Regions from separate parts of the Homo sapiens genome. Here region 1 is linked to region 2. Evidence: chromatin loops called from intact Hi-C (ENCODE). Cell type or tissue: heart right ventricle. All regions are shown on one strand. Links, peaks and the distances in the headings refer to the core of each region. The heading gives the core; the rest is flanking DNA.

Region 1 (16,712 bases), core at 5,980-9,979, 98 kb before region 2:
TGGGTTTCCATGTCTGTTTTTGCATTGCCCAATTTTAGCAAAAATTCTGTCAAATTTGTTTAACCAGAATCTCTCACCCTTCATATCTGATCATTGTCAATATTTGACCAAATTCCTTATCTCCCACCACCTCCCAGATGATATCTGATTACTCTGCCCTGACTTCAGCAAGAATCCTGTTAAGCTGATTTAACCAGAATCCCTTCTTACTCCTCATGTTTCCTCTTAGTAATTTTCCATCCACTGCCCCAACTTGCTTCTTGTCTATAAATGCTCACTTGTCTTTGCTGGACTTTCAGAGTCTGGAAGTCCAAGATCAAGTTGTGAGCAGGATTGGTTTAGGGGCTGGACATGGAGAATGTGCCAGTACAGTGGTCTCTGATGTCCCTTTTTATAAGGACACTAATCCTGTTTGATGAGAGCCTGTCACCATTATGACCTCGCTTAACCTTAATTTCTTCCTTAGAGGTCTCATCTCCAAACAACCACACAGGGGATTAGGGCTTCAACATATGAATTTTGGGGAGATACAAACATTTTGTCCATAGCAGTCATAAAAATGTCAGTTTGGATTAACTCTAAAATAAATAATGCATTGTTTTACTTAGTAAGAAAGAACCAATCTCTGATTCTCAAAGCTTGGGTTCTCATCAGCAACCGAGGCCATTGAGTCAAATAGAAATAATTACACATTCAAGATGTTATCTAAATATGATACAAATTGAATATTAGCGTAACCTACTGACAGAAGCTTGCCTTGTTAACAGTACTTACTTACAAAAAAAAAATTTGAGTGTCTTCTATGCAATACCCAATATATTAGGAACTGTTATTAAATGAGGTATAATGATATGATAACAACAAGCCATATGGTTACAGACATACTTCACTAGCTGTTCTGCAGGATGAGCATGAACAGTAGCGTTGTATAAACAATTTAGCATTGCCAAAATGAAGTAGTGATTTGAAGTGATTGTATGGATATATCAAAATAAAACTTGCTAAATGGAGTAAGACAGGTTTTAGCATGAATTAACGACATAATTATTTCAGCTTATACTTTAGCTACCAAGTCCTGGCATAGGTGTAATAGGATAGAGTGCTAGGAAGCACAAGCCTCTAAAAGTGAGAACTCAGATGTTCAAACACAGAAACCCAACAAGCCTGAAAAATATTGCCCTACGAGAAATTAGAACTCCAAAGAGTTGCTTTCCAAAGTTAAAATTTCTGTGGTACAACATTTTCATTCTCATGAAAATGATAACTTCTTAGAATGGATACCAAAAAATAGCAACTGGGCACAGCTGGATGGCTGCCTGGTCTTTAGTGCAAGAGTCCTGATGTTTTTCAGACAAGAGGCCAGTTGTTATTGAGTTTCAGAGAGAAAGAATTATTTAGTGCAGGTATACTCCTTACCCATTTGTGTATATGCACGTTTTATGTATAGCTCTGTTCTATAACTGAGAGCTTATGACAGAGAGTCATAAGTCTCTTGAAGAAGCAGGAAGAAGAAATGATAAAAGGGAAGCCAAGGAAAGCCCTGCCTGACAAATAGAACACCTGTCAGGTCAACGTTCCATGGGATCTAACAGTACACACTGGTGCAGGCCCAATTAGCTAGGCAAATGATTTAGGTATTAAAGGGACATAAGTCATGAGAACAGAGTGTTGGTCAAAGTCAAGTTTAAAAAGTGAGACTTTCCTTCACTAATGAAATATTTCCTAATAAATTTCCTAATAAAATATTTCCTAATGAAAAAGGTAAAGGGTATTAAGAATCTTTGTTTTTATTTATTTATGTATTAGAGACAGGGTCTCACTCTGTCACCTAGGCTGCAGTGTAGTGGTGCAATCACAGCTCACTGCAGCCTCAAACTCCTGGGCTCAAGCAATCTTCCTGCCTCAGTCTCCCAAGTAGCTAGGATTACAGGCACACATTAGCACTCCTGGTTAATTTATTTATTAATTTTTTTTTTTTTTTTGCAAGTACAGGGTCTACTTATGTTGCCCAGGCTGGTCTTAAACTCCTGGCCTCAAGCAAGCCTCCTGCCTTGGCCTTCAAAAGCACTGGAATTACAGCCATAAGTCACTACACCCAGTCAAGAATCTTTTCAAACTGATACCCGTTACAAGGAATTTTAACCACTTGGACTGCCAGTCTGATAAAACTTCTGTAACAGCACTAGCATGTGAATTTTTGTTTGTTTTTTAAACAGAGCTTTAGTTACGTAGATCTGAAGGAACGAGATCTGTAGAAAAGCCATTTGATCCAGCACTCAAATAACAGTTCTTGACGGAAAGAATGAAGTTCTAAACTATAATTATTAGCCAAAATGTCATTATACATTTTAAAAATCCCATCTTTCCAGACAAAATAGTTGGAAAAAAAGAAATGAATCCAATAAAGCATTGTCTCTAAAAAATTCATTGGTACTGCTAGCATGATTTTTAACATAATTCATTTAAGATTTTATAATAGGTAAACTGGACATAGGAATGCTGCCATGTTTATAGGCCGCTCAATAGGAAAGATGAAACTCATCAACAAAGGCAGACATATTGCAGCCACCTAACCTTGTCTGCCACATAATAGTTTCCCTATAAAGATTTGTTGATGCATTGACTGCTTGGTTTAAAGGCCCTAATAGTACAGCATTAATTTCTTATGAAGTACTTTCTAATATCTTGCATTTAAGTTTTAAGTGTAACCTTTGCTATATTATGGGACTGACTCTTTTATTGCATTAAAACTAACGGATGCATATTGAGTAATTAGCTTTGCCTTTCTTTCTATACTTTCTCTTAAATCTTTATAAGGGATAGCACGGGAACTATATTTTTATCTCCAAGTTTGCCTCCAAGTCCAGCTGTGTAGTGAAAGGGCAGCAGGAAACTTCATGAAGTATGCCTTCAGCTCAGAGTCAGAACCCGCATTCAGAACTTTGCTGGGGATGAGAGAAAGGTCAAACCTGTGGGTTAAAAGAGAAAGAGAGAGAGATGAGAAATTTACAGATTTTTATGAAGAAAGCTACAATAATTTGTGCTCTGGACACAGACGGACTTGGGTTAGGGTCCTGGCTGTACCACTTAACCTACATAGGCTTAGTTTCTATATTAATAAAGCAGGGCTGATGGTGAATATAAAGATTTTAAAGGCTCTAGAATATAGCAGGCACTCAAAAAATGTTACAGTTATTATTCCAAAGAACATTTGGTGACATAAAAACATGAGGATAAATATCATCCAGGAAAAATGGAAGATTCTGCGTAGGTGATAGTCCAAACACCATTCAGAAAGCCAGTGCATGGGCAAATTGCTTTGGAGCCACAAAAAGCTAGGAATTAATGACGTCTTGGGCTTCAAGGAAATAGTGGGGAGCTGATCTCCCACAGGTGTGGGAGCCTATCCAAACTCTCTGTTTTCCTCCGTGTCCTCTGACTGATGCCCAAATCCAACCTGGATGACTTGTCACACCTGTGACACTAGCACCCACCCAACTCTGATACTCACCAGTTTAGCAAGGCCCTCTTCCATGTTCAGGTACCTAAACTCCAGACCCCTTGGGACACACTGACTTATACTTTGGGGCACTTTGTCCCACTGGAAGAATATGGGAGTAGGGAGAATAGAGAACAATGGTAAGAGAAGCTTACTCTCCCAGCCTCATCATCTCCGGCTTTCTCTATCACTGAACCCTTTCCTCATAGACTCTCCAGGTCTCATGAGCTTGATTAGGCGACTCATGAAAAATTCTCATTACTGAAGCCTGAGATTTCTCCTTTGCCTGCCAGTCACCCTCTGTCTCTCCAGAGTCAGAACGTTTGCAATTTCCATCTCAATGATTATTTTAACAAGTGAATTAGGTTTGTTGCCCACTCTGTAGATTTAGGAAGGACCCTTATCTATGAGTGATTTCGGTCTCACATCCCAAAAGTCCACATTTCTACTTCAGCAGGCCACATCATGTTTGTTCCATGGTTCAGAATATCTGAACTTTTAGTTTAGAACTGGCTGGTGGGGACCTGGAGTTCATGCAGGCAGTCTGCTCTGGAGTCTGCGTCCTTATTCCCATTCTAGTCCACATCCCTCTAACTAGAGTGGATGGGGAGGGGAGAGGAATGGAACAAAAAAGGTAGGTTAAAGTTGGATTGAATAGAATCTTGAAAGCTAAACCAAAGAATTAGAATCTTACTATGTAGGCAGTCGGAATTCAGAGAGATTAAACAAAGTGGTTTTTGAGGAATAGTAATTGGTTGGCAGAACACAGGATTGAATAGAATAAGGAAGATATTAAAAGATTAAGAGACTGTTTAGAAGGTATTACATTAATCTAGGTTTAACAAGATGAAAACTCAGCCTAGGAGGTAACATTGGGAACTAAAAAGAAGTGATGGGCATGAGCCAGTTAACATCAGCATGACCTGGTGGGTGATTGGAGTGGAGAGTAAAAGCGATAAGTCTGGTTTTAAGAGTAGATGATGAGGAGATCTAATTACATACACACACCCATAACTAAGGAGTTGTATCTGATAAATTATTTAATCTGAACCTAAATATTTTTATTCCTTAATTTAAACCTCCTCCCTTTTTTATCTTCAGCTTAAACATTGCTGTTTAAATCCTCCTTAACACTTTACGCTTAAGACTAAATGATCCTGATATTGTTTTTTCTCATTCCTCCACTTCTTAAATACATATATATATATATGCTAATTAATGGGCAGAGTTGGTATGCATGTACTGTCTATATCTCTATAGGTGAAAGCAAAAAACGGATTCTGGAGATAAAAATAAGAATGATAGCTCTCCTTTATTGAACACTTATTATGTACCTACTTCTGTGCTGAGCTGCTCATATGTATTATCTATTGAATGCCCATAACAACCCTAAGAAATAGATACCATTATTGTCTTCATTTGCCCAGGAGGAGGCTGAGGCTTGGAGGAGTATAAGAACTTGCTGACAGTCATAACATCTGAAGGGGATTAGAATATGTCACGCCAAAATATGCCACTTTGGCATAATAATTATTTTAAGTTGAAGGCAATTGAGAAAAAGCAGACACAAGAAGAGCTCTTTTCCCTCCCCTATCTGCCTAAACATAGGGCATAAAGCTTTCTTGTGAAAGTATTTCCCCACCTTCCATATCAGGAAAGGGATAACAAACTGTACCACTGGAAATGGAGACAGCACCTAAATAAGTCTGTATAGACAAACCTTACTACATAACCTTTATCTAGCAGTTAATTTCCCCCATATATTTACCTTCCCACAATTTGCCACTCCTAGAAAGCCAAGCCCCTTTCTTTTGTGTAGTCACTTCTCCATAATTTATCACTCTTTGTTAAAATGGTGTATAAGGCCAAGTCTAGTCACTTCTTTGGGCTGTTTCCTTCTGTTTCTTCAAAGCCCATGTACATGTACAAAGATTAACATCCAGTAAATTTTGCATGCTTTTCTTCTGTTAATCTGTCTTCTATTAATTTAATTCACAGGCCCCAACTACAGAAGATAAGAGGGCATAGGAAAAGTTTTTCCTCTCTACAAGCCAAAAGTCGCAAGGCTAATATTTACTCCCCTGATTCTCTCCTCCAGAGCCCACACCCTTCATCACTACTGATAAAGGTATGATAATGAATTCTAAATTCCTTTCTTAAAATCTGCTAATTGGGTAAAGAAGTAAAGAAAAGTTTGATATTCTCCTCCATATAATGGCTTATTTATAGCTATAACTTACTTGTCAAATACAAATGCTACCGTGGTACTATTTATGTGACACGTGATCCAAAGACTGTTACCACACACTACACTAAAACATGGATATGACATATTTCCTGTGAAGAAGAATTTGGTATGATTTAGAAAATCTTGAATCATATTCAATAACTTAATTTTTTATCCAGGATATAAACATATAATTGTTTCAAGGTATAAACTCCTGTACAGAATGTCAGTGTATTATGGCACACCCCATAAAGAGACTGTAAAAAACAATTATAGTTTTATGCTCAATTAAAGAGACGGAAATTTTTAAAAGGGGCTATGTCAATCAGAAAGAAAAGTACCTAGGGCTCATTAATTTAAAGACAGTAATTGATACGCTGGCTTCAGGAGTGTTTTTCATATTATCATTAATCAACTCTTCATTTGAAAAACACACACGAGGGAATTACTGAAAGAGTAGGTATCACATTTAATTTTTTCCACTATGTTTTTCCTAGTTTCAAATATGTTTTTCAAATCTGGCATTCATGGTTGCTACTGCACTGGAATAATGGTAACAACAGGCTGATGAGAATCTTAAGTGGCACTTACTCAGTGGAGTAATTGGAAGCGGCAATGGTTATACAAATGAATGCCCCTCAGAGGGAAGAAGGAGAGATTTGCCTTGAAACTGCGGCTGTAAAAAGTTAGTGCTGGTAAGTGAAGAAACAGAAACTAAGTGATAGAGAATGGGAACTAAGGTAGAAATAACTAACAAAGATCACTGTGCAGAACCGTAGTGGTGTTCAGAGTAGATGCGCAAGTCCATATGCATGTAGCAAATACAAGTCTCAACCCACAAAATAAAGTGAAGATGAATATATTTTAATTTTGTTAATAAAGTTATTTTAATTTCTGTTATAAGCTCTCTTCCACCAAGACAGAAGCACGGTCACATGCCTGGGTAAAAAGAATATCCCAGATACCCAAGACTAGACAGCATGCAGGGGTGACAGGCTTATTAACTTCACACTCACTGGGCCATCAGTACTTTACTTATAACCTCATTCATGGTTTTGAAGTTTTAAAAAAATGTTGCCACCTTGTTATTTTGTTACTCCTCTCTTATAAGTGATTTTCAGATAAGCAGAAACACATTAAAGGGAAAGTTTATTTGGTTCATTTGCAAGGCAGAGTCCATGGATTTCTTTTGGCTATCCCTTTTTGCACTTTCAATGGAACAAACAGTGCAATTTTTATCCCTTCTGTTTTTAGAGCAGCAGCTGTAAAAGTAATTAATGGCTAAAGAGACTCTAGCACATCCTACTGAAAGGCCATTCTGGGTTCAGCAGGAGCTCTGGACCCCAGGCTCCTGCCTCTGCACGTTCACAGACTTGCAGAGAGCACTCTGATGAATGCTGAAGGACCCCCCTCCCAAACTTGGGATCTCCGCAGCACCCTGATCCATTTTGACCACTGCCACTTATAAAGAAAACTGGTGTCAACAGGTGTTTTCATACTATTTCCAGTGATGACTTTGGTGCATATCCAGTATTCTTTTTTTTAATCTCTGGGAGTTGACAATGTTCTCATGAATTCTATTAAAAAATGAGCATTTCCCCTAATATGTTTTCTCTTCCTTTCAGCCTTCACTTTCTTCTTTTTGTCTCTACCTTCCTTAAAATAGCATTGTGCAAAAACATCCCTGAGGTTAAATAATAATCATGTATAATGAGGAAGCGTTCTGTGTGTGCCCTCTGCAGAGTCAGAGGCCTGATGTGGGACTGAAAACACAAGCTGGCCTCCAGGCCTGGTGAGGGTCATGCTCCCTGTGACCTCGAGTCAATTGCTCGACACTTTGGATTCTCAGTTTTCTGATCTTTAAAATAAGGATGACAGTACCTACCTGGGCTACTTCACAGTGTCCTTGAGGGATCATGAAAGTGAGTGTATTTTGTAAACTGCAGTGTTCCATAGGGACATAAGGAATGTTGGTCTTATTGATTTTGTTAGAACAAGACTCTTCAGAAACAGTGGTGAGAGAGAGGAATCAGTCCGGGATTCCTCTTTTCCATCTCATTGACTCATCTGATAACACTGAGATAGTGGCTTGCTGCTGCATATTCCCTAGCGGACTGAGAGAACACACATTTGCCAAATATGGAGGGGAAGATGAGCTTTCTGAACACCCTCCTATTGTCTGCACTGGAGCTAAGCCAGGCCACATCTTCAGGATAATGATCTGAGGACGGTCAGGCTCAATTCATTCTGCCTGAGCTTTGCTGCTGCCCCTTCAAACTACTTACGAAAGTGGTATTAGGTTGTGATGGCTGCTGCCCCACCCTTGGGAGAATGCCCAGGGGATGTGGACTGCCCTAGGCAGCCACAGGAAACTGGACCAGAAAGTGCAGAGTCACTGTGTGCCCAGGCGCCTGCAGGCAGATCTTTCTCCACCACATACATTTTTAGTGGGCCCTCTCACAAATGCCTGATATTTAACATTTGAGAAAGTCAGCAAAATGTTTTGTTAGTCTTTTATTCACCATTTTAAGAATATAACGTTTATCCAGTTGGTGTCGGATAAAATCGGGAAAGAAAAATATGACTGCACTATAGACTCAGGGCCCAAAATTATTCTGATGATGGCCAAGTAAAAACATTAAAAGCTGAAAAATATAATAGCATCCAGGATATTACTGAAGATTAGTTTTAAGCTTAAGTTTTTTTCCCTCACTTATCCAGATTTGAGTATGAGAAGATTTAAAGAATTCTATAAAAACTGTGAAAATGCATCTGCTAAATTAATAACAGTATTTATTTCACAAAAATGTCCTAAGTTTTGTAATGCCTCTAAAACAATTCTCAAACTTCTTGGTCTCAGTATCCCTTTAAAATTCATACATTACTTAGGACCCCAAAGGGCTTTTGTTCATGTAAATAATATCAATATGTATTTATTGTATTAAAAGTTAAACCTGAGAGTTTTTAAAAATTTATTTACTAATTCATTTAAAATTAACAAAAACAAACATACTACCTGTTAACATCAGTGCAATGATGTCGTCATATTGATGCCGGATTTCTTGCTCCTTAGCTCAGCTAGGTCTGGGTTCTTGTCTCATGACCAGGAAGAAGTAGGCACCTGGGCACTCTTAGAGTGAGCAAGGCAGGAAATTTTATTGAGTGATGAAACAGCTTTTTCAGGAAGGGGACGGGGATGGTCCCCCTATCCAAAGGCAGGAGAGTTCTCAATATAACCGAGCCCAGGGCTTTTTAAGGGCTCAGAATAGGGAGTGTGTGCTGACTGGTTTGTGAGTATGCAAAAAAGGTCAAAGCAAAGATGCCACTCAAAGGTGGGCACGACATTGTAGAAAATCAATTAGGAAAGGGTAGGTATGTGTAAAATGGGTGAAGGGTGGAGATCAATCAGAGGAAAGCACACCAAACAGGAAAGCGGGTTCTCAATCTGGTTCGAGGAGTTAACTTGTAGCTTGGCTTTCAGGCTTTAAACTGTCTTTGGCTTGGACGTGGGATTTCGCTGGGGACCCGCCCCTACATGCTTAGGCATTTGGCTGCCTCCTGCTGCTCTCAATATTTCATATAGCTATGGAAAAACTCTACTCATAAGGAAATGAGAGTGAGAAGGGCAAATGACTTCTTAGTGCTTGCTTGTCAAGGGCTTGTTTGACAATGTTTGCTCTAAAATATTTTGATCTCCATGAAAAAAGTGTTAAAGAAAATGAGGAATTACAATTTTATTATCCTAGGATTTTTAAAAGTCTGTTTCATTGATCTTAAAAAGTATATTTGTATTGTTCAAATTGTGGGCTATGAGTTTGAATCCTCATCCTGTCATGTACTGGTTGAATGACCTTGGACAAGCTATTTAAGTTTTCTGGACTTCAGTGTCCTCACCTGTAAAATAAAAATGATAATTGTATACCTTCCCCTTGGGGATGTTGTGATGAGCAAATTACTTAACCTTATGTATGTCATGGTTGTCTAGAGGGAAAAAAACATATATATAAAATATTGGATATGTTCTATATATGTGTGTGTGTGACAGAGATACACACACACAAACACACACACACACACACAGAGATTTATGTTAAGGAATTGGCACACGTTACGGAGGCTGGCCAGTCCAAAATCTGCAGGGCGGACTGGCGCCTGGAGACCCAGGGAAAAGCCAGTGTTGCAGCTCAAGTCCAAAGGTCATTTGCTGGCAGAATTATCTCTTGCTCCAGGGAAGGTTAATCTTTTGTTCTGTTAAGGCCTTCAACTGATTGAATAATTATGGAGGGCAATTTATTTTGCTCACAGTCCACCAATTTAAATGTTAATCTCAAAAACACCCTCAAAGTAACAACCAGAATAATGTGATTACATATATGGGCACCATGATCCAGCCAAGTTGATATAAGACATTTTCGTTGACCAAAAAAGCCAAACTCTATAAAATATTTGAAGATATTTATTCTGAGCCAAATGTGAGGACCATGATCTGTGACACAGCCTCAGGAATTCCTGAGAATATGTGCCCAAGGTGGTTGGGTTACAGCTTGATTGTATACACTTTAGGGAGACAGAAATTACAGGCAAAAACATAATACATATAAGATTCACATTGGTTCGGCCTGGAAAGGCAGGACATCGAGGGGGGCCGGGGAGTGTGACTTCCAGGTCATAGGTAAATTCAAAGATTTCCTGATTGGCAATTTGTTGAAAGAGTTAGGTTATCTAAAGCAAGCTTGTCCAACCTGCAGCCTGCAGGCCACATGCAGCCCAGGACAGCTTTTAATGCGGCCCAATACAAATTTATACACTTAAAACATTATGAAATTTTTTTGTAATTTTTTTTTTTTAAGCTCATCAGCTATGGTTGGTGTTAGTGTATTTTATGTGTGGCCCAAGACAATTCTTCCAGTGTGGCCCAGGGAAGCCAAATGATTGGACACTCCTAATCTAAAGAGTTAAAGTCAGCAGAAAGAAATGCTTGGGGTTAAGACAAGGGGGGCTATGGAAGTCAAGGTTCTTGTTATATAGATGAAGCCTCCAGGTAGCAAGCTTCAAAGACAGTGATCATGGTAAATGTATCTTATCAGATCTTAAAATGTGCCAAACTCTTAATTAAATCACTCAAGGATCAGGAAAAGACCTGGAAAGGGAAGGGGATTCTCTACAAAGTGTAAATTCTTCCCACAAGAGATAGCTTTGCAGGGCCGTTTCAAAATATGTCAAAGAAATATATTTTGGGGTAAAATACTTTGATTTCTTTCAGGGACTGCCATCTGTCACGTGATGCTATACTAGAGTCAGGTTGGAAATTGGTATCTTATTGCTACAAAGAGTCTGTTTCCTCAGTCTTAAGATCTCTGTTTTAATGTTAATGTGAGTCGATGGTGCCTGAATTCCAAAGGAAGGAGAGTATAACAAGGCACATTCAAACCTCCTTCCCATCATGGTCAGAACTAGTTTTTTAGATTTCTCCGAAATCCCTTTGACTGAGAGGATGGGGTCCATTCAGTTAGTAGGTTGGGGGGCTCAGAATTTTATTTTTGGTTTACACTTTGAATGGTGCCCGGCATATACAAACTCTAAACAAATGTTATATATTCTTAATATTGTATTGAATATATATTGTTTTTAGGTGTTGCATGAAAAAATCAAGTAATACGCAAAGCAAATTTTTATTTTTATGGAGAAAAAAACCATAAAACCCAGGAAACAAGTAATAAAGGTTAACATGGCTTTTTATACTTAATAATACTTCATATTTTGAATTAATATATAAGAAGATTCAGAAAAACCAGTGGGAAAAATATGTAACTGTTGATGAAAAGAGTTAAACTCCGTACAATATTTGAAGAGATTTATTCTGAGCCAAATATGAGTGACGATGGCCCATGACACAGCCCTCAGGAGGTCCTGAGAACATGCATCCAAGGTGGCTGGGGTACAGCTTGGTTTTATATATTTTAGGAAGGCATGTGACACCAATCAAATACATTTAAGAAATACATTGGTTTGGTCCAGAAAGGTGGGACAACTCAAAGTGGGAGGCTTTCAGGCTACAGGTAAATTTAAACATTTTCTGGTTGACAATTGGTTGAGCTTGTCTAAGACTTGGGATGGATAGAAATGAATGTTCACGTTAAAAATAAAGGATTGCAGAGACCAAGTTTTATTGTGCAGAGGAAGCTCTCAGATAGCAGACTTCAGAAAGAACAGGTTGTAAATTGTTTCTTACCAGACTTAAAAGGATGCCTGGCTCTTAGCTGATTGTCTTCTGGATCTGGAAAGAAAGGAAGGAAAACAAAGGGGAAAAGGGATTCTCTACAGAATGTGGTTTTTTCCCACAAGGGACTTTGCAGGGCAATTTCAAGATATGGCAAGGAAATATATTTTGTGGTTAAATATTTTTTCCTCATCTTATAATGTTATGCCAGAATCAGATTGAAAAGTCACAAAATATAGGGTCAAATGAAATCCATCTGATGAGAACTTATGGTTTGTAGGGCATGACTCCCTAGACCCCTTAGGTAGGAATTTGGGTAACATAAAAAAATCAGAGCTTAGTCCTCATAACCCAGAAACAAATCTTATCATATACAGTGATATGATAAAAATTGGCATCACAATGTGAAAGGTGAGTTAATCATTCAGTAAACAGTGTTTAAACAATTGTTAATTATTTGTTTAAAAAAATTACTTTATATCATCACTTTAACCAAAAAATAAATTCCAATTCTATTTAAGAGTGAAATGCTAAACATACACATACACACACACACACACACACACACACATTACAGAAAATAATTTATAAATTTATCTATATCTATATATAGATAAATATTTAGCTTATCTTTGGGTAGGATTTTAACTCAGAAATCATTGGAAATATTACTAAAACATTAAAACATTGATTACATTAAAATTACCAGTGTTAAAGGTAACAAATTGTGAAAGAACATCTACGCAAATGTAACACAGAATCGTTAGTATATGTAAAATATTGCAGGCTTACATAAATTGATAGGAGCAATATAAGATCCCACTGGGGAAAAAAATGGCAATGGTATCATCCTGGTCTGTCAGTTTCCTTTGAGTCACAAGGATAATAGAAGTACAGATTCTTTAAAGTAATGGAAATTTATGTAGAATTCCTCAGAATGCAGAGTTAGAGAGAAAATCATCCCTTAAGTAACAGTCATCTGGGACCCCAATGTCATCTTAACTGGGATAAAGTGTTGGCTTCAAAGACAATTATGAGAACTGTCTTGTTTAGGACAATCTCTTGTTTGCCTTTCATTTGTACTTCATAAAAACTGAACATGATTAAATTGTTTGGTAATAATAGATGGATTGAAGAAATTGATTCATGGGAATACATTTTGGACTAGATTTGTCACACCCACAAATGAAAAATGGATATTTTCTAGACTTTCACTTATTTTAATTGATGCACAATGGCTTATTTAAAATGTTTCAGCCTTAATCCTCCCTCTCCCTGCTTTTTGTGAGATTTTCTGGTCTCACCAACTACAGTTCTTTCCAGGTTTGGGGATGGAAAAAGCGTGGTACCTTTTCATCCCATCATAAGGGTCACAGCCAACACTCCTATAACAAAAAACAGGTTAACATGAGAAAAGCATAACACATTTCTTTAATCAAAGTTTTATATGACATGGGAGGCTTCAGAAATGAAGACCTAAAGACCCAGGGAAAACTGTCTATTTTTTTGCTTAGGATCAATGAAGAATGGACAGCCATGTAGAAATGTGATTGGACCAAAGGTTGTGATCTAATGGTGATAGGTTGCAGGGGAAACCCAGCAAGGCCTGACTGTTCAGATTCTTCTTGGCCTCTTTGTGTGGTATTTCTTTCTCCTGGGTATGCAGCAGGACCCCTCTGGAATGAGGGTCTTATGACCTGCTTTCAAGCAAGGTAGGTCAGATGGCTTCCTTGTGGCCAGCTCCTACACAGAAAGTTTAGAGCAATATTTCTAGTTTCTATGACCCACCTTGGGAAAGAGGAATTCTAGTTTCTATGGCCTGCCTTGGGGAACAGGAAAAAGAAAGGCAGGAGAAAGTCAGAGACAGACTTTGATTCTGAGACCCTTCCAATGTCCTTCGGTTTAAAGCACTCAGCATGCCAAAGTGCCATGCTGAGGTGGTTCAGAAAACCCCCAACACAGGACTGTGAGCTCATGGCTGGTGGGGACTTACTGTCTATGTGAGTCTGTGCCTCACACAAGTGCATCACACCCCCATGCCTCAACACCACATGTAAAGACAACTCCCTTGAAGGATTAATTGGCACTTTAAAAAGGATGTTGGAACAGAGAACCAAATTCCGGATACTTTCTTTCCCCTACTATTTCCACAAGAGGCACCATGCAGGTTGACTCTTAGCCCTGGTTGTCCCAAACCAGAATGAAAGGTCTGGCTTGACTCATGGAGATTAGCTTAGGCTGCTGGGCAAAAGAACCAAACCCTGGTCCTGACTGTTGCATTGGAGCCTTCTGTGTGGTCTAGTGGAGAAAATACTTGCTGGGAGCCAGAAATTGAGATCTGCTCCTTGTCCAGTCTTCAGAGCAGGTGGCGGGGCCAGCTTTGCCAGAGTCCAAGTGGGGCACTTATGTTTGCAGCCTTCAGATTTCCCTAAAAATAGCAAGACCTCTGCATCCATGTATCTTTTGGTTGAGTCTCAGTCACTTGTAAGCTTCAACAATTAAATTTACCTCCCTGAACCTCAATGTTCTCATTTATAAAATGGAAGAACTGCTTACATCATGCCCCTTAAGAAGATTAAATAACATTGCACTGCGCACATAGAGCATGTGTTTGGTGTATAATAATCTCAAGAAATGAACTTCTCTCCCCCTTAAGCTTATGTCACCATCTTGTTTCCTAACAGATCCATTTTTGATTAATTTTCAGACAGGAAAGGATCATATATATTCAAATGGTGTTTTATTAGCTAATAAGGCAAACTAAATGTTCTCTCCCAAGCATATTGGTATTTTAATATGGAAAAATGGGAAATTATGCTGTCATGGTGATACCTGAGGCAGCGAGGAGAAGCCAACAAGGACTGTATCCAGAGATTCAGGAGAAATTATCCAAGAATTCTTTGCTTCATAGCATTTTTGAATCAATCTTTTGATTTAAGCCTTCTGAAACTTAACTTGCCAATATTTTGAAAAGTGAACTATCAAGATTGTTGTCAATCACACCCTAGTGTGGTTTAACTTTCAGATCCCTTTTTGGAAGGGAAGTTTTATTTAATCCATGTGTTGAGAAGAGGAGGATGCAGTTCATATAACCTGGATATTTAGAGTGAAGGGAGAAAGAAGATACAGTGAATATGAAATGAAACTTTCACATAATTCACACATGTACCCAGAGTTGCAAGGAGAAAACAAAAGTATTGGTACATAAGTACTTTTACGTGAAATGATTTAAAATGTTTGTATATGGTATTTTTTGTTGTAGTTTCTGAGATGGAGTCTTGCTCTGTCCCTCAGGCTAGAGTGCCGTGCCACGGTATTTTAATTTATTTTTCTTTATTTTGAATTTCTCTACTCAAAGGTACATTTTAAATACCCTTAATCATCATGATGATCCCACACTTCCTGCAGATTCCCATAGAAAGTCACACATCTTCCTCCTGTTGAACTATTGCTCCACAAATCATAGTATTTGCCTAGGATTTTGCTTTTTAAAGTTCCATTGCCACATTTGTGGTAAATTCTATTGTGTATGGTAACACATGATAACAACAATGCGTAGCGCCTAAAAGCTCTAATGACCAGCAATTCTGTGGTCAGTAAAAGGAAATTACATAACATTAGTAGCCAATATGCTGTTGAGGGAAAAGTCCTCACATTTCTCCTGACCATCCCTGCCCCTGTCACTTGCCACTAATAGTAGGTTTTGCAACTAGGTTTGGGGGTGAGTGGACCCTGGAGTACTATTCTCTGTACCCCCAAACCATGCCCAACCCTTCTACTTGGTTATTTCAACTCAGTGGTGGTCAAGTTTTGTTGTATTTAACTCCTACACAACTTCACTCTGTCTGTTCTATCATAAACCATGTGTGTCTAGTACTATCAAGCTAAGCATTTTCATTATTACTTTATTTACATAAAACCCTTTTAAAAGAATAATTTGACCTAAGATACAGGTCATCCTGGACTTTCCACCATGTATGTCTGTTAGTGGTGGTTTGTCTTTTTTGGGGGGGATATTTTGTTTTTTGTTTGTTTTGTTTTCAATTTTTTGAGTATTTACTATTTAAATAAAAAGCAATGGCAGCAAAGGTTTCTATTTCCATGTCCCTTTGAGCTTTTTCCTTGACATCCACTTCTCTCACAAGGATCTGGCCTTCATGCCAAGTCTCTGCTGATCTTCACTGCGGAGGGCAGCTCCTCCCAGGAGAGGGTCCAGCCCCTCCATTGGCTGGTGCCGGCCTCACATTTGTCCTGACCCTGTGTCTGGCTTGTGCTGCCCGTGATTATGGCTCCTGCCGGCCGCTCAGTGGCCCATGGGATTGTGGAGCAGAAAGCAGAAAAGGAATTTTGGATTACGGGGGGGAAATGATGCTTTAAAAAGGCAACAGTTTTCTGATGTCTATTTTTTTTTCATTCTAAGATAGTTTCATAAATTTCCTCTTCATTTCAACCAAGTACGCTTGGTTACACTTCCTAAGGAATTTTGTTCAACTAGATGGTATGTTTTGGTGAATTAATCCAAGAGGACGCTACTGAAAAAATATTATATATATGCAGCTTTCTTCACAGAACATATAACAGGATATATATTTGGGATGTTAATTTAAAAAACAATTTTAAGGTTAAGGAATGATATAGTGTGCTAGATTAAGATGTATTGAGCAAGTCATGCTTTACTTTTTGTTCATTTTACTAGGTCATTTAAATTCCTTTTATGTGCTCCTCAGGGCAGTTAACTCTTTACATGTTTGATTCAGTGCTGGAAA
Region 2 (4,000 bases), core at 1-4,000:
AACTGAAAATCTCAGGAATGCAAAATTAAGTTCTTAGGAGATATTATTTCATATTTACCAAATTGGCAGAAATTTGAAAGTTAGATAATATTTTGTGGAGTATTATGAAGAAACAAGAAGGTTTGTCAACTGCTTTTTTTTTTTTTTCTTGAGACGGAGTTTTGCTCTTGTCGCCCAGGCTGAACTGCAGTGGTGTGATCTTGGCTCACTGCAACCTACACCTCCTGGGTTCAAGCAATTCTCCTGCCTCAACCTCCTGAGCTGCTGGGATTACAGGCATGTGCCACCACGCCCGACTAATTTTGTATTTTTTTTTTAGGAGAGACCGGGGTTTCTCCATATCGGTCAGGCTGGTCTCGTATCCCAACCTCAGGTGATCCTCCCACTTTGGCCTCCTAAAGAGCTGGGATTACAGGCGTGAGACACCGCACCCGGCCTATCATCTGCTTTTAGGAGTGTAAATTGGTCCAATTTCCTTAGAAACTATTGTCATCACCTATTTTACAATTCAGTAAGTTTACTCCTAGATATTTACCTAAAGAAACATTTACATGTATCTGTATAAAAATATTTATAAGAATATGTTAAAAAAAACAAAAATGAAACACTGGAAGCAACTGAAATGTCTACCAAGAGGGGAAAGGATAAGTACATTGTATTATATTCACACATTAGAGTACAATACCACAGGCAAAATGAATAAAATAGAGCTATATCTCAAAATGGAGGAAACTTGAAAATCTAAGTTTGAAAGAAGGAAGCACAAGTATCCAATTTGTTCCCATTTGCAAAAAGTTCAGGCAACATACAATAATATGCTGCTTGGGGAATACCTATGTAGGTGGGTCTAGTGAGAAAGAAAAGAAAGAGAATAAGATAAATTTCTGAATGGTCAAAAAAACACCAGCATCAAGTAGAAAAGTCTGTTATAGTATGAACGAAATCACAGAGAATTTACCACAAGTTTACCTGGTATCTCCAGTACCTAGAAATATTTGCCTTTTTCAATTATTATAAACTAATCTATGCATGATCAAGATAAGTGGATTTTGTTAGTTAAAGCATTAAGTTATCAAAGTGAACTTTGGATCTTATGTTAGTTATGACAATATTTGAGAATTCAGTTATGTTCCTTAACTTTTAATATAAATGACTTTGTGTTTTGAATTGTTGTGGGGCATGTAAAATTGTTGTTAAATTACTGTGAAATTTTAAAAAGAAAAAAAAATTCGGAGTGGTCATTTCCTCTGGATAGATGAAGAGGAATGCGAGTGTGTAGAGAAACAGAAGGGATCTCAGAGGTGTGGTGCTGTCATATCTTCTTTCGTGCCCTGAAGATGGGAACATGGGTACTCTCTGATCATTCTTTAAATTGTGCATTAATAGTTATATATTCTTCCTATAATCCCAGCACTATGGGAGGCCGAGGTGGACGTATCACTTGAGGCCAAGAGTTTGAGACCAGCCTGGCCAATGTGGCGAAACTCCAAAACTACAAAAATTAGCTGGGAGTGGTGGTGTGCGCCTATAATCCCAGCTTCTCCAGAGGCTGAGGCACGAGAATTGCTTGAACTGGGAATGTGGAGGTTGCAGTGAGCCGAGATCATGCCACTGCACTCCAGCCTGGGCCACAGAATGAGACCCTGTCTCCACAAATAAATAAATAATAAATAAATAAATAAATATTCTCTTTGTATGATAGTTCATAATAATCATATATGTTATTTTTATATTTTTAATTTTATTTTATATTTCACCAAGTAGAATTTTTAACTGCTTTCTGGAGTTGCTGCGGGAAGATCAAAGTGTCTACGCAAAAGTGGCCTGGTGATAGGGTGGGGCCCAGAGCCCAGTGCTGGTGGAGACAAAAGTGCAAGGTACAGCATTGCAAGGTCAGCAGCCGTAGACTCGGATCCTCGGCAAACGCAGGTGTGATCTTGGGACTAGCTCTAGGCTGAAGAGCTCACATCTAATTCTCCAGCACTATGAGCCAGCTAGTCTTGTAATGGCGCCCTCTACTGCTTACATTTGCAAGAGACTGTTCCTGTTGCTTGCTACCTAAAATCCTGACAGGTGTATTGCTTTTGTAGTGTCTGTGGGAATAGGTGAGGATATCCAATAAGGACACTTGAAATATGAGTTTGAAATTTAGGAATGATGTCTGACATGCGATATAGCTGTTACCAATATACAGTCATTTGTGAACACAGCTAAGTTCACCAGGGAGGGTGTGAAACTCAAAGAGTATGAACCTCAAAGCTTACCCACTACAACATCCAAGGGGGATCCAACTCCTCACTTACCAATATCTGTGCTTAGATGGTGTTGGGACAATCTTGGTATCCACAGGTCCCACTCCTCTAGAAGCCAGTATCACAGTCAGCACTTTAGAACTGTCAGTAACACCGAGGTTATACAAGTAACTACTCACTAATTGTTTGTTTTTTGTTTTGTTTTGTTTTTCACTTTTAAAGACTTTCTTTTTTACAGAAGTTTTAGGTTCACAGCAAAATTTGGAGGAAGATATATTCCCCATAAGCCACTTGCCCCCACACAGGCATAGCCTCCTCCATTATCCACATCCCCCACCAAAGTTTGCTACAGTTGATGCATCTACAATGACACATCATTATCATCCTAAGTCCATAGAGTCCCTTAGGGTTCACTTTTGGTGTTGTACATTCTATGAGTTTGGAAAAATGTATAATGATATCAATCCTTCTTTATAGTGCCATATGGAGTATTTTCACTGCCCTAAAAATCTTCTGTGTTCCAGCCACTCATCCCTCCCACAACCCCGGCTCCACCCACTACCTTCACCACCCCCTGCCCCCGCATCTAACCCCTGGCAATTTTTAAACTTTTTTTATTGCATTATCTCGACACAGCCAAGGAGATTATTTTATGAGAATATTAATGAAAATTTCCCCAAGAGTAACCCCATATTCTTAGAAAATATCTGACCATCATTCTGCATGATTAACCTACATTCTGGTCTCAGAAGCATGACTAAGAAGGAGTTTAAAAAACAGATTGGTGGGGCAGTAATTATGCAGTTGATAACACAAGGCTCTACCCTGTGTACATAAATCTTTCACAGGAGGAAAAATATTTAAAATGTAAGAATTAAAAAGCAAAAACATTTGGCTATAAAAAGGGATTCAGTAATTACAATGAACATCTCATTAAACATAGTCTTTATTTACAAGAAGGCTGGGAGAGCTCTAATTAACTCATAAGCTGTCCCTATGAATCATTAGCTGTGGCAGGAAAATTCTAGGTGATCCATTAAATCTCCACACCCACAGCTGTTCAGGGAAAAATATAAGCAAACCCTAACTGCCCTTATTTTGGATGGTTGGTGAATTTTCTTCAGTGACCAACTGGATGACCTTGGCCACCACACATCATATATTTCTTCTCCCCAGGGGAAACTGAAGTCCTCTTTTTCTATAACCAAGGATAGGATTTTCTCAACACTCAACAAATAGTTTGTCCATCTTTGAACAAACTTTTAAACCAACGTGATATAAACAATTTACAAAAGTTTATGGTAGACTTTAGATGCAAATCCTTGAGTTGACCCAGAAACATTCTGCTGTTTTATTATGTCAGTTTCCTAAGTCTGTGTTTGAATATGATTTTTCACCATGCTATCTATGTGTTTTTGTGTTTGCTGTGTATGAGAAGACATGGTCTAATTATTAGGGGCCAGGCACTGTGAACCTATGCAGAAAACCACAAAAGTCCAAATCTGCACTATCCAATATGGTAACTACAAGTCTCTTGTAGATTTTGAGCTCTTGCTGTGAAGCTCTGAATTGAGATGTACTACAAGACTTCAAAGAGCTAGTACAAAAAAAGTAAAATATCTCATGAAAAATTGTATAATATTTTTGACTACTAGAAATATTTAGCTGCTAGAAATTTTTAAATTTCATATATGTGCCTTGCATTTGTAGTATACATAATATTTATATTGAATGGCAGGACAAGTGGC

Evidence for each region. Peaks named below come from ENCODE experiments on the same cell type or tissue, not always from the same donor. Only the 100,000 strongest peaks of a DNase experiment are listed, where the experiment ranks them.
Region 1: it touches region 2 in a loop (2.1-fold over the local background); 1 of 110 quality-filtered maps calls a loop at or near these places.

The regions. Positions count from the first base shown.
Region 1 is chr6:135,804,350-135,821,061 of GRCh38, forward strand. It overlaps LOC105378012 (a long non-coding RNA gene), which reads right to left and starts at 1,822. Exons shown (of 3, transcript XR_943034.3): 1 at 279-1,822. LOC101928326 (a long non-coding RNA gene) reads right to left here and starts at 5,508. Exons shown (of 2, transcript XR_245604.4): 1 at 3,512-5,508; 2 at 2,796-2,969. In heart right ventricle, for the core only: no CTCF peak of the experiment used is centred there; a DNase peak (open chromatin) is centred at 8,011; H3K27ac peaks cover 2,361 bases.
Region 2 is chr6:135,907,956-135,911,955 of GRCh38, forward strand. The region is part of intron 1 of PDE7B (phosphodiesterase 7B); the gene reads left to right. Among named protein-coding and RNA genes, the nearest start is that of PDE7B, 58 kb to the left of the region's middle. In heart right ventricle, for the core only: a CTCF peak has its summit at 2,026 (motif pointing left); a DNase peak (open chromatin) is centred at 1,935.